Linked DNA regions of Homo sapiens: region 2 is linked to region 1. A link is a contact called in ENCODE Hi-C or POLR2A ChIA-PET data. All regions are on one chromosome and are shown on one strand. The core of a region is the stretch at or near the end of the contact, and the rest is flanking DNA. Distances in the headings are between cores, read along the strand shown. Region 1 overlaps DENND2C (DENN domain containing 2C). Region 2 holds the start of DENND2C (DENN domain containing 2C).

What was found. A loop is a pair of places that touch in the nucleus more often than their neighbours do. ChIA-PET counts read pairs that join two places held with the same protein, here RNA polymerase II (POLR2A). Pooled maps may share reads with other maps.
Region 2: a loop to region 1 is called in a map of mammary epithelial cell, with 11 times the contacts of the local background. The contact joins the promoter of DENND2C here to the enhancer-like site in region 1. A Hi-C loop is called at or near these places in 11 of 168 maps with a recorded cell type or tissue (Calu3, DLD1, IMR-90 and 7 more) and 2 of 50 pooled maps. POLR2A ChIA-PET finds 5 or more read pairs at or near these places in 8 of 52 experiments (A673, AG04449, GM12878 and 5 more).

What each region holds. Positions count from the first base shown.
Region 1 is chr1:114,607,094-114,612,757 of GRCh38, reverse strand. DENND2C (DENN domain containing 2C) reads left to right here. Exons shown (of 21, transcript NM_001256404.2): 9 at 1,641-1,685; 10 at 3,885-4,072. Among named protein-coding and RNA genes, the nearest start is that of BCAS2, 28 kb to the right of the region's middle. Within about 2 kb of position 1,722, at least 2 of the 41 ENCODE cell types and tissues checked have a DNase peak (open chromatin) inside an H3K27ac peak, as active enhancers do; they include PC-3 and mammary epithelial cell, where a contact is called at or near this core.
Region 2 is chr1:114,666,241-114,672,046 of GRCh38, reverse strand. It overlaps DENND2C (DENN domain containing 2C), which reads left to right and starts at 1,998. Exons shown (of 21, transcript NM_001256404.2): 1 at 1,998-2,064. It overlaps LOC124904354 (a long non-coding RNA gene), which reads right to left and starts at 1,636. Exons shown (of 2, transcript XR_007066465.1): 1 at 1,397-1,636; 2 at 1,093-1,198. RefSeq lists an enhancer at 1,625-1,784 and a silencer at 1,905-1,994.

The DNA.
Region 1 (5,664 bases), core at 473-2,972:
TCACGAGGTCAGGAATTCAAGACCAGCCTGACCAACACGGTGAAACCCTGTCTCTACTAAAAATATAAAAATTAGCCCAGTGTGGCGGCACACGCCTGTAATCCCAGCTACTCAGGAGGCTGAGGCAGGAGAACTGCTTGAACCCTGGAGGTGGAGGTTGTAGTGAGCCGAGATTGTGCCACTGCACTCCAGCCTGGGCGACAGAGTGAGACTCTGTCTCAAAAAAAAAAAAAAAAATTAGCTGGGTGTGGTGGCACACGCCTGTAGTCCCAGCCTACTCTGGAAGCTGAGGTAGGGGGGATCAGTTGAGTCCGGGAGGCAGAGGTTGCAGTGAGCCAAGATTGTGCCACTGCACTGTAGCCTGTGCAGCAGAGTGAGACCCTGTCTCAAAAAAAAAAAAAAAAAATTTATAACTGCTGCCAAATTGTCCCACAAACAGATTGTAACAGCTTGTTTCTACAAACATCATTTGAAAATACCTCTTTCCCCATAATCTTCATCAATAAATACTATGCTTTATTAAAGCTTTTTATGGCAATATCATGGTTGAAAATGTATGTCTTGTTTATTGTTTTAATTTACATTTATTTCGTTATGAATTTGGGCAGTTTTCATGTTTATCAACAACTTATAAATCTTTTTCTATGAATTGCCTATTCCCACCCTTTATTCCTTTTTCTGTTGTGCTTTTTCTTCTTGATTTGTAACAGTTCTTTGAATATTAAGAAACTTAGCCTTGTGTCTGCAATGTGTTTACAAATATTTTCCCAGTTTATTGTTCACTTTTTGAGTTTAATACTGATTTTTAAATTAGATACAAGTTTATATAATCAAATTTCACTTATGACTTCTAGGCCTTATTTTTTCCCTTTCTTTGTATTTCTATTTTGCTTTAACTTTTCAAACTTAATCTAGAAATGTTTTATTTTAAAAGCTGCTTTGTGTGTGTGTGTGTGTGTGTGTGTGTGTGTGTGTGTGTTGCCTGTGCTCTCAGAATTATACAAAAACACTCCCTTGGGAAAACAAGATAGCCCCTTGTCCCCAAAATACTTAAAATCGGATTGGGGAAAGTAAGAATAGTTCAAAGCAGTATGAGTACTGTGAGAATTTGGAGTAAAGATCCATATGGACTAGAAGTAGTTTAGAGGCACTTAGAGGCACCATAGAAGAGGTAGGCTGACTTGGTAATATCTCTCTCCTAGTTCTCATGTTTTCCTGTTATTCTAAATTTATAGTCTGGTTGGTGTTTAGATTCTTGTTTAGCCCTGTTGGTGTTTGCCTTTGATACTCTATTTGGAATATACAAACAACTATGTGGATATAGAAATAGAATCCACTCTGAACTAGACTCTTAAAACTGGTCTGAAATGCAATTAGTTTCTAGAATTAGGGATGAGAGGGGAGCCGAGGAGTGAAGTAGGGTATGGGAAGAAGATGTAGTAGAGGAGTTTCCTCTTTGAGCTTTTTACTCTCTTTTGGTAACTATCCCAACTTGATACAACCAAGTGGTTTGGAGAAAGGCTCAGCAGCTTTATTATTCCTTACTCCAAGTCCCCAGGTTTGTGGGTTTACATTGTTCTCATCCTCATGTACTTCCTACTGTTGGACAATACAAATGGAAACTCCTTCTCTCTTTTCAGGTGAAACCAGTGGGAACGAAAGTGATGCCGAGTATCTGCCAAAGAGTGAGTGAGTCAATGGGGCTGCTCCCGTTGTTGTGATGATCATGGGTTAGGTGGAGTGGCACCTACCTTTGTGACTAAGCATGTTTTTTCCCACATGAAGTTCCATTTTGTAGATGATTTCCTTATTTTCAGAGCCTGTTGAGGTTTGGAGAATTAAACAGTCAGAATTAAACACTGTCAGATGTTTGACAGCATTTAAAGTCTCCCATAGTGGAGTGAGGCAAAACAGTATGGTTCTTATGATGGAATATTCTTAGGGGAGCGGCAGAGAGCTGCATGTCCAGACATATATGCAGTAGTTTCCTGGCAGCCAAAACAGAGTGTGTGAATCATCCTCTGAGCAGTAAATATCTGATTTTTTTTTTTTTTTTTTGAGACGGAGTCTCCCTCTGTCACTCAGGCTGGAGTGCAGTGGCGCAAGCTCGGCTCACTGCAACCTCTGCCTCCCGGGTTCAGGCAATTCTCCTGCCTCAGCCTCCTGAGTAGCTGGGATTATAGGCATGTGCCACCACGCCAAGCTAATTTTTGTATTTTTAGTAGAGATGGGGTTTCACCATATTGGTCAAGCTGGTCTCGAACTCCTGACCTCGTTGATCTGCCTGCCTTGGCCTCCCAAAGTGCTGGGATTACAGGCGTGAGCCACCGCACCCAGCCAAATGTCTGATTTTTTATAGCCACTCAAGTGTAATTATTTAAGTAACTTTGATATCTCTGACATTGAAAAAGGAAATATCTATTTGTTATTTATAGGCATTTATATTCCAGATTATTGTGCTGTTTACTTTCTAGTAGAATATAGAATGCACCATGCATTTCTGACTCTCTTTGTCCAAGCACTTCATGGTGCCTTCATCCTTCATCTAACGATGATGCTTTCTAGTTATCACAGCAAGTTATCTACTTCCTATTTAAGTGACTGTCATACTAAGCCATGGAAAAAGTAGAAGACATGCATTATCAAAGCTGAGTACAGGGCAGTTCCAGTTCCTAATCTGACACCCTAATTTTATGATTAATAGTCTTGTGCTCCCTCCACTGGCCTGAATTGCTTTAGGTGTTTGATTCTGTAGCCTGACTGAAGGTGAAATTTAATAATCATCAGGTTCAGCCTAGATGTGTGAAGATGACTAATTTAGGGCTGTTACTACTGAGAAACAGGACCTAAAATTTTCTTGACTTGAACTCAGCCCTTTGAGGTAAGTAAAGCTTTGACTAGAGCACTGAATGTACTGGATAATTCCGGGGAGCCATTCCAGGATGCATTTTTTAAAAATGCTCTTAATATTTTGATCTATAGTATAACTTCTTTTGGGACAGAATGCATTGTATCAAAAAGAAAGGAAAGACAATTAGAGGTTGAGTCTATCAGTGGCTCGGAATTATACATAAGCAAATCACTGGGACGTGTAGACTATTTTTTCTGCAAGTCCACAGTTTCCTTCAGTGGGGACCACCCCAGATTGCTCAAAATTTAGAGATAAATGAGAATAGAGGATAGATGCTATCCAGTTTTAATTGGTATTGCTATGACTGTTTAAATAGTATGCTTCCATAATTTTATTCTTTTAAGAAAGTCAGCTAATGGATGTCTTCTTCCACTTAATTTTTTTCTCTTGTGTGTAGCACCATTTACTGATACAAGTATATATTCATTGTTAGTAATATGTGGCAAGGAGAGAAGGGAACTGGACAGTTTCTTCAATGTGAGGAAAATTTTTATTTTAATTTATCAAACTCCCCCTTTCTGTACTTAGGACTGAATTATTTTATCAGATCTCTGCCCCCTGCCCCGTGCCACCTGGCACCCTGTGATTTCATGGCATTCCCAGCAGTAGCATCTGTTGTCAGTCTAGCGCTTTTTCGTGACATTTTCCATGTGTCCTGGTTTGATGCCATGAAAGATGGGATAGCATAGATTATTTGTTGGGACATACATAAGTATTGGTTGGGACATGGAATGTCAGTCCCACTGCTGGCCAGAAGTGGAGTGAGGCCCCTGCACACTTGTGAGGGTCTGCACTTCTTCCCCCTAGTATGTCACAGCCTTAACAGGTATGTCTATGTGGCAGATGCTGGTTATTCAACATTCATTCAGCAGTGACTGTGTGAAGATTAATCCTATGTGGGTCATGACCTCTGGATGCTGAAAGGAAGGTAGGGCTACAGAGAAAAAAACATTTCTCCATGATTTCATTACAGATCGCCATAAACGCTTAGCACAACTGCAACCGTCTTCCAAGAGGAATCCTCACTACCAGACCTTGGAGCGGGATCTTATTGAATTACAGGAGCAGCAGCTGTTTGAACTTTTTGTGGTGGTGTCTCTACAGAAGAAACCATCAGGAATAAGCTATATTCCCCAGGTCATACAACAATTCCCTGGCAAGGTAGGCACAAGGAGGCCAAGAGGCATTCAGGAATGTTCCTGTGTCTCTGTGTACATGTATTTCCTGTCCTCTTGGTTTTTGTTATCTCAACAAGTTTTTACCAATACTGTTCTTGTGGTAGGATCTGGTGGCTTTGAAAACATCTTATGTTAGGTATGAGCTGCAACCCAGCAAAACAAAGCAAAACAAAACAAGCTCATTTTCCTAGTTAGTTTTTTAAATTTTTGGCTCTGCCATTTAATAATCTTTAACAAGTTACAAAACCTTAGTTTTCTCATCCTTAAGGAGGGGAATAATAAATGTGACAGAATAGGGTAGTGGTTTAGAGCATGGACTCTGTGTGAAAGCTCTGCATTTCCCACTTACTAGTTCCGTGACTTTAAGCAGTTACTTTTCTTTTTCTTTCTTTTTTTTTTTTAGATGGAGTCTTGCTCTGTTGCCCAGGCTGGAGTGCAGTGGTGCAGTTTTGGCTCACTGCAACCCCTGCAACCTCCACCTCCCAGGTTCAAGCCTCTTGAGTAGCTGGGACTACAGGCGTGTGCCACCACACCCCGCTAATTTTTATGTTTTTAGTAGAGACAGGGTTTCACCATGTTGGCCAGGGTGATCTAGAACTCCTGACCTCAAGTGATCTGCCCACATCAGCCTCCCAAAGTGCTGGGATTACAGGCGTGAGCCACCACGTTGTGTCTTAGTTGTTTAATTTGTAAAATGGGGGTAATCACAATAGTATCTACCCCTCTGAGTCATAGTGAGGATTAAATAAGCTAATTTATATAAGGCACTTAGAACAGTGTCTGGCATATAGTAAGCTGAATATGATGTTATCCATTATCAGTAAGGATTTAGTGAGGTAATGTATATAGTGCTAATGCCATCCCTGGCACATAGTATGTACTCAATAAATGGTAGGTATTAATTTTTGGTAGCCATTATTATTAACAATAATATTTGGTTTCTCTACCTTTTTTTAAAAAATTGTTCATTCTTTTAATCAAATATTTTAAAAATACCTAATATTTGCCAGGATTAGATGATGGGAGTACTACTGAAAAAGATCTTCTTAGTCTCTGTTTCACAGAGCTTATTGAGCCTGTGAACCAGTTAAGCCCACAGACATGGTTGGGTTTCTTTTGCTTTGCATAGTGTTTGTGTAAAAGAACAACAATAATTTTTGTTGCCAACATTTAACAATCAAATTTCACATACAAATCTGTATTTCTGCCTTTTCCTGAGAAACTGGAAAGACTGCCAACACAGCCTGCATTCCTAAGTGTCAGGAATGGGTTGAAGCTTAATAAGGAGCAGGACTTCAGAGCAGGTGACCAGTGTAGTTACATAAGGCCCTCACTCAGAAGGGCCCTGCGTGTAGGGTTTAATGATCTGCAGTCACCATCTTGAAATGCTAAATAATTTTATCTTTGAATTTGTGTTTTGTAAATGAAGTCTGGTAGGAAAACTGGGCATGTGCCAAGGTCTTAAAGCCTGAGTTCATGCATGGTGTCACCTTCTGCTGCTTCCCTAGGATGAGTTCTCTTGTTGTCCTGTTCTCCACTGCCTGATTCCCTGGGCCCTAGTAAGTGCCCTTTCCA
Region 2 (5,806 bases), core at 749-3,248, 59 kb before region 1:
ACACCCAGCTACTTTTTTGAACCTTTTGTAGAGACGCGGTTTCACCATGTCACCCCAGCTGGTCTCAAACTCCTATGCTCAAGCGATCCATGTGCCTTGGCCTCCCAAAGTACTGGGATTACAGGCGTGAGCCACTGTGCCCAGCCTGAACTTTCAAATGGAAAAAAAATTGAAAGCAAATTTCTGCACGTTTCTATATTCTACACATGCAGCCATAAGCATAGGTGTAACCCTGATGGCATGTTTGTACTAGCTCTGGTGTAAGAATCTCTTCCTGATTTCTGAAGTTGAAGTTTTGTTTGTTGAGTATTTGTGAACCCTTTAAAGAACCAGATTTTATTTTACCTTGGCCTCCTCATCATCAAAATAGTACAAATTGCTACATTAAACACTGTATTCTCAGACTTCAAAGGGCATTAACTACCATTATGTATATCTCCATCTTACCCATGAGAGGGCAGTAGAATACATACATGTGAATTCATTTATTAATCTATAAATTTGGTTTCATACGTGATACTTGGAATTCAACCTGCCTTATTTTGCCAAATAATCTTCCTGAATGCAGGGGTCAAAAAATACATTTCTGGGCTGGGTGCAGTGGCTCATGTCTGTAATCCCAGCACTTTGGGAGGCTGAGGCAGGAGGACTGCTTGAGCTCGGGAGTTGGAGACCAGCCTGGGCAACATAGCGAGACCCTGTCTCTACAAAAAAATAAAAATAAAAATATTAGCCGGGGGTGGTGGTGCATGCTTATAATACTAGCTGCTTGGGAGGCCGAGGTGGGACGATTCTTTGAGCCTAGGAAGTTGAGACTTCAAGTGAGCTATGATTGGGCCACCGCACTCCAGTGTGAGTGACACAAAGAGACCCTGTCTCAATAAATAAATAGATAGACACATTATATAAGAATTTTTTTTTTTTTGGTGGGGGAAGCCCATAATGATCAGTGTGCAAAATTTACTACAAACAATATCCACATTTATTTCCTCATTGGGACATGATTTTTTTTAAGTATGTCATTACTTTTTTTTCCCCCATCATAGAATGTAATTTCTGTTTTACTGTCTACAGGTGATAGTTTCACAACGGTTTGGGATATGCTACCTTTATTGTTTGGGTTAAGTTTGCTTGTGACAGTCATCCGTGATACGTAACTAAACACCTCTCTTTCTGGTAGTCTTCTATTTTGGTACCTCTGTGTGAACAAATGTAGGAAGAGTTTGGTCACCAGACCCAAGAGGCTCTGGCTGGGTGGGGTGGGGTGGGGTGGGGCGGGGCGAGGCGGGGTGGGGTGGTTAGCGAGTGCCTGGGAAACAGGCTCAACTGATCCTTGTCCCGCAGCCTCGGTGAAACTGGGTTACAGCTTGCAGTAGGCACAACACCACGCACATACCTAAGCAAGAGCGTGTTGCAGGCGGAGCGCTTAGGCATGTGTGTCTCAACAGGGCGTGGGGGCTGACCTCACGCACTGGGAGTATCAAGGCACCCCCGTTCTGAGATTCCAAGCCTGAGGTGCCGCGAGAGTTATTTGCTTCTCTTGACGTTTCAAGTTGGCACCGTAGTGCAATTGTTTGCTCACTGAGGTCAGCCTAGGAAACAGTGCTTGGATTCCCTGATTAAGCCAGGCTTTATCTTGTTGAGTAGTTGTGAAGAGTAAACCTTCACATGAAGCATAGGGCCGTCTCCGTGGGGCCGATGCGACGGCAGGCGAAGGCGATGGAGCTCTGGCTCGAGGGCTTGGCCGGACGACGGTGACACTGGTCGCCCGCCTGCTGGAACTGCAGTGACCGAGGTCCTGGCAAGGTTCTGGCCATACAGCGGACTTGAGGCGTGGTGGTTCCCCTCACCGCCGGCCGGGGCGGTGTCGGAGGCGGGCATAGCGTGAGGGGTGGGAATAGGAGCCAATAAGAACTGAGCCTTGCCAGGGAGGGCGGGGCTAGGGGGTGGGGCTGCAGCCGGGACGGGGCCTTCGGCAGGGCCTGCGGGGGCGGGACGGAGCGGACCCGAGTGATACCCGGGAGACTAGCTTGGCCACAGGAGACAACGTTGAGGTACAGACAGGTAAGAGTCGGGGTGATTCGGCGCGGGGTTTTAAGCCGCAGGGGCTTCGGACTCTCGGGGCTGTCGGCATCACCCTTCTGGGCGTCGGGTGCGGGGCTGTGGCGCCGCGGCGTAGTCCTCGGACGGTGCGAGCCGAGCTGGCGGAGGTGGTGTCTCCGCGCCCCGCTGTCTCGGCACCTCCTCCGTCCGGAGGAGCAACCGGTTGTTGGGCCCAGCTTTGGGACGTCCTCTCGTGGCCGCACGGGTTGTGGCGGAGCCTGGCTGAAGACCTCCTCGCTACCTCAGGGGCTTGGGGACCCCTAGGCTGGGCGCCGCTCTCTGCTGGGGAAGAGGGAGGGAGCGCCCGGCAGCCTGGGGAAACGCGGGCTTTCTCCAAAATTAGCCAGTGAGCTTGAACTTCGACATGCTGGGACGATGCACTTCCAAACAATATTTTGCTTTTTTTGGTGTTTTGATTCTTAACAGCATCTAATACGCACAATACCGAAAGTTGTCAAGTAGAATTTTAATTTAAAAGTCTGACAGTGGAACACCTAAGAGCTTTTGAGTAACTAGAGCTGTATAGCAGCTGATGATTAGATTATGAGTCAAAAGGCTCAAGTCTAGGGCCAGAACCCGCGGAACCAGATGTGATACCTCGGCCAAATTAACTTCCTGGGCCTCTCTTTCCGTAACTGTGAAACTGGCAAGTTCATGCCTATGGGTATTCTCAGGGTCAAATCAGATGAGTGACAGTATTCTACAAATGTCAGATATTTGAACGTGCGTGTGGAGCGTGTATATTCTGTGAAGCAACTACTACTTGCCTGGTACATAGTAGGCACTTTACAAACGTTTACCCTAAAGCTAGTGATTCTTCTGCAGTGTTTTAGATAAAGTGATAGATCCTTGCTTACTGTGTAAATAAGTTGTTTAAACTTTTCCCACAAAGTGACCCCCATTGTTTGAGTGTGTCCTATTTTTAAATGATTGATGAAATTTTCTAGAATAGCACAGTGGTGTTATCTATACACTGTTGCTGAATCATTTACCGCGAAGTCTGTAGCAATCAAATAATCTACTTCTTTGTCTTAGCTAAATAGTTGTAGTTTAAGATACCTGCTAAAGTAAGCTGGGAATATTGTTCCAAATCAAGACTTTAATTTGTTTTTGTGAATTGACGGGCTGCTTATAGGAAGATTTAAATCTTCCAAAATATTGTTAATATATAGCCATATTTTTTCATACAGCCTTTATTATAGACGTTTTTGTTCTTTACTATGGATATGTGTGCGAGGGATTTTAGCGGGGAGATGGGAAATAAAAAAGAAAATGGCAGTTTTGTAACCTGTAGGCTTTTGCTGGGGATACTTGTAGGCCTGTTCTGAGTTTGCCAGGCAGAAACCAGGAAATGTAGTAATTATGTGTCTTGGTCTTTCATTAGTTGGGGTGTGTGTGTGTGTGTGTGTGTGTGTGTGTGTGTTGAATGTGGCAGTACGTTTTTTAAATGCAGCAATAAAGGAAGAATATTTATTTTTCTTAATGACAATAAGCAGTTTTCTAAAGCTGGAAATTATATTACTTTTAAATGGTCTGTAGTGAGTCTTAAGTTATAGGCAAGAATTTTAGACCACTGGATACCAAGATCAAATTAAATGAAGTAGTAGAGGGAAAGTTACTAGTGAATGTAATTTTTGTGTGTGTTGCTTTAGAAGTTTTACTTAAACATGTTTCAGCAATTCAGTGGAGGATGGGTCTTTTGAAGCTACTTTAAAACATGAGTTTTAAACGTACTCCATGTATAAATTTTTCTGTGATTTACAATTTCTTGATCTTGGAGGTCTGAAACCTTACATTCACATTGTTTTTTGAGGGCCTACTACACAATAGGCACAAGATTATATTTATGTAAGAGCAGTATGTAATTCCTGTCATCTAGGAGATTCCATTCTACCAAGTGGGCTAAAATAAGTACTGAAAAAACAAAAGCTGTTTTTAAAGCGGATGGTAACAATAACAACATCAGCTATCATTCATTGGTACCTAGTCTGTGCCAGGCAGTATTCTAAATTCTTTACATGTATTAGCTTACTTAATCCTCACAACAGCACCATGAGGGATGTTATTATGATTATCTCATTAAGAGGCATAGAGAGGTTGAGTAACTTGCCCATGATTAGACAACCTAGATAGCAAAAGTAGGATTCAAATCAGTCATTCTCCAAGGACCTGATTGTAACCTTTGCGCTATACTGAGTTTCAAATTCTGTGAGTGAGATACAAATGACATCTAATAGGTATTTTAAAAAGAGGTCTATAAAAAACTATTTCAAAAAGAAGGAAAGAAAGAGGAAAAAATAAACTGGTATTGCAATACCAGTTTTATTGCAATTAAAACGATGTAATTATAGTTTATCTGTGGGAACCCTTTTTTTGTTATTGTTGCCAGTGAATGACATGGGGATGATTCTAAGCTCTCAGTCCCTCAGTAACAACAGTTATGGCATTATCTTAACAATATGAGGTGCTTATTTTTCATTAAAAAGCACCTCATAACTTCTTTCATTAAGAAGTTAAAAATATCTGTTCTCAGACTGTAAATTAAGTATTAGATTCAAGAAGAGAAAATGCTTCCCTGTCTTTAAGAAGCTTATAACCCAACATGTAAATAAGGCTCTACAATTTCAGCATGATAAGAGCTGTAAAGAAGTATAGATTTAGGTACGTTTGAAGAGTTGCAAGAAAAAGAAAGAAGTATAGATAGAATTTAACCACTGATGAGGAAAAATCATTCTGCGTGTGGTAGGGAGGACGATTAGAGAGAAGATATTAAATTTGGCTTTGAAGGATGAATAGGAGTTTGCTGAAATTGGGTCAGGAAACAGGAGATATGAATGAAAACCAGGGATAAGTGTGCAAGTATATGGTATGTTTGAGGAATGTGTTGTAGTCCATTGTACTGAAGGCCAGGGTGTGTAGAAATGGGTGGTTTGGCTAAAGGAGATGGTGCCTGGAAATAAGATGAAAAAATAAAATTGCAAAGCTTCCTTGCTGATTGCATTAGGATCACTAAAATTGCTAGGTAATGTGGTATTTCACTTCCCTTCATTTGGAACAATGAAATGAGTAATTAGTTCAGTTTGGCAGAATGTTTCACTAAAAAATATGGTGTTAAAGGTACTTTTAATACTTTGAAGTACAAGATATAAGATAACATTACAGACTTAGGTAAGTAAAAAGTTAAGATTTAGGGCCAGGCGTGGTGGCTCATGCCTGTAATCCCAGCACTCTGGGAGGCCAAGGCAGGTGGATCAAGAGGTCAGGAGATCGGGAGCATCCTGGTCAACATGGCGAAACCCCATCTCTACTAAAATACAAAAATTATACGGGTGTGGTGGCGTGTGCCTGTAATCCCAGCTACTTGGGAGGCTGAGGCAGGAGAATCATTTGAACCAGGGAGTCAGAGGTTGCGGTGAGCTGAGGTCGTGCACCTGCACTCCAGCCTGGCAACAGAGTGAGACTGTCTTTAAAAAAAAAAGTTATGATTCAGAAAAAGAGGGAAAAAAGTCTTCTGATGCTAGGTCTTGAAGAGCCAGAGTATCGTGCTAAGGACTTTGGACTTGATTCTAAAGACAATGGAGAGCCAGTGAAGGATTTTAGATATAGGTGTTTAGGAAAGATAAGCTGAAAATGGTTTGGAGGCTGAATTGGATGAAGAGAGACAAAAGGTAGGGAGATAAGTTAGGAGGCTGTTGCTATTGAA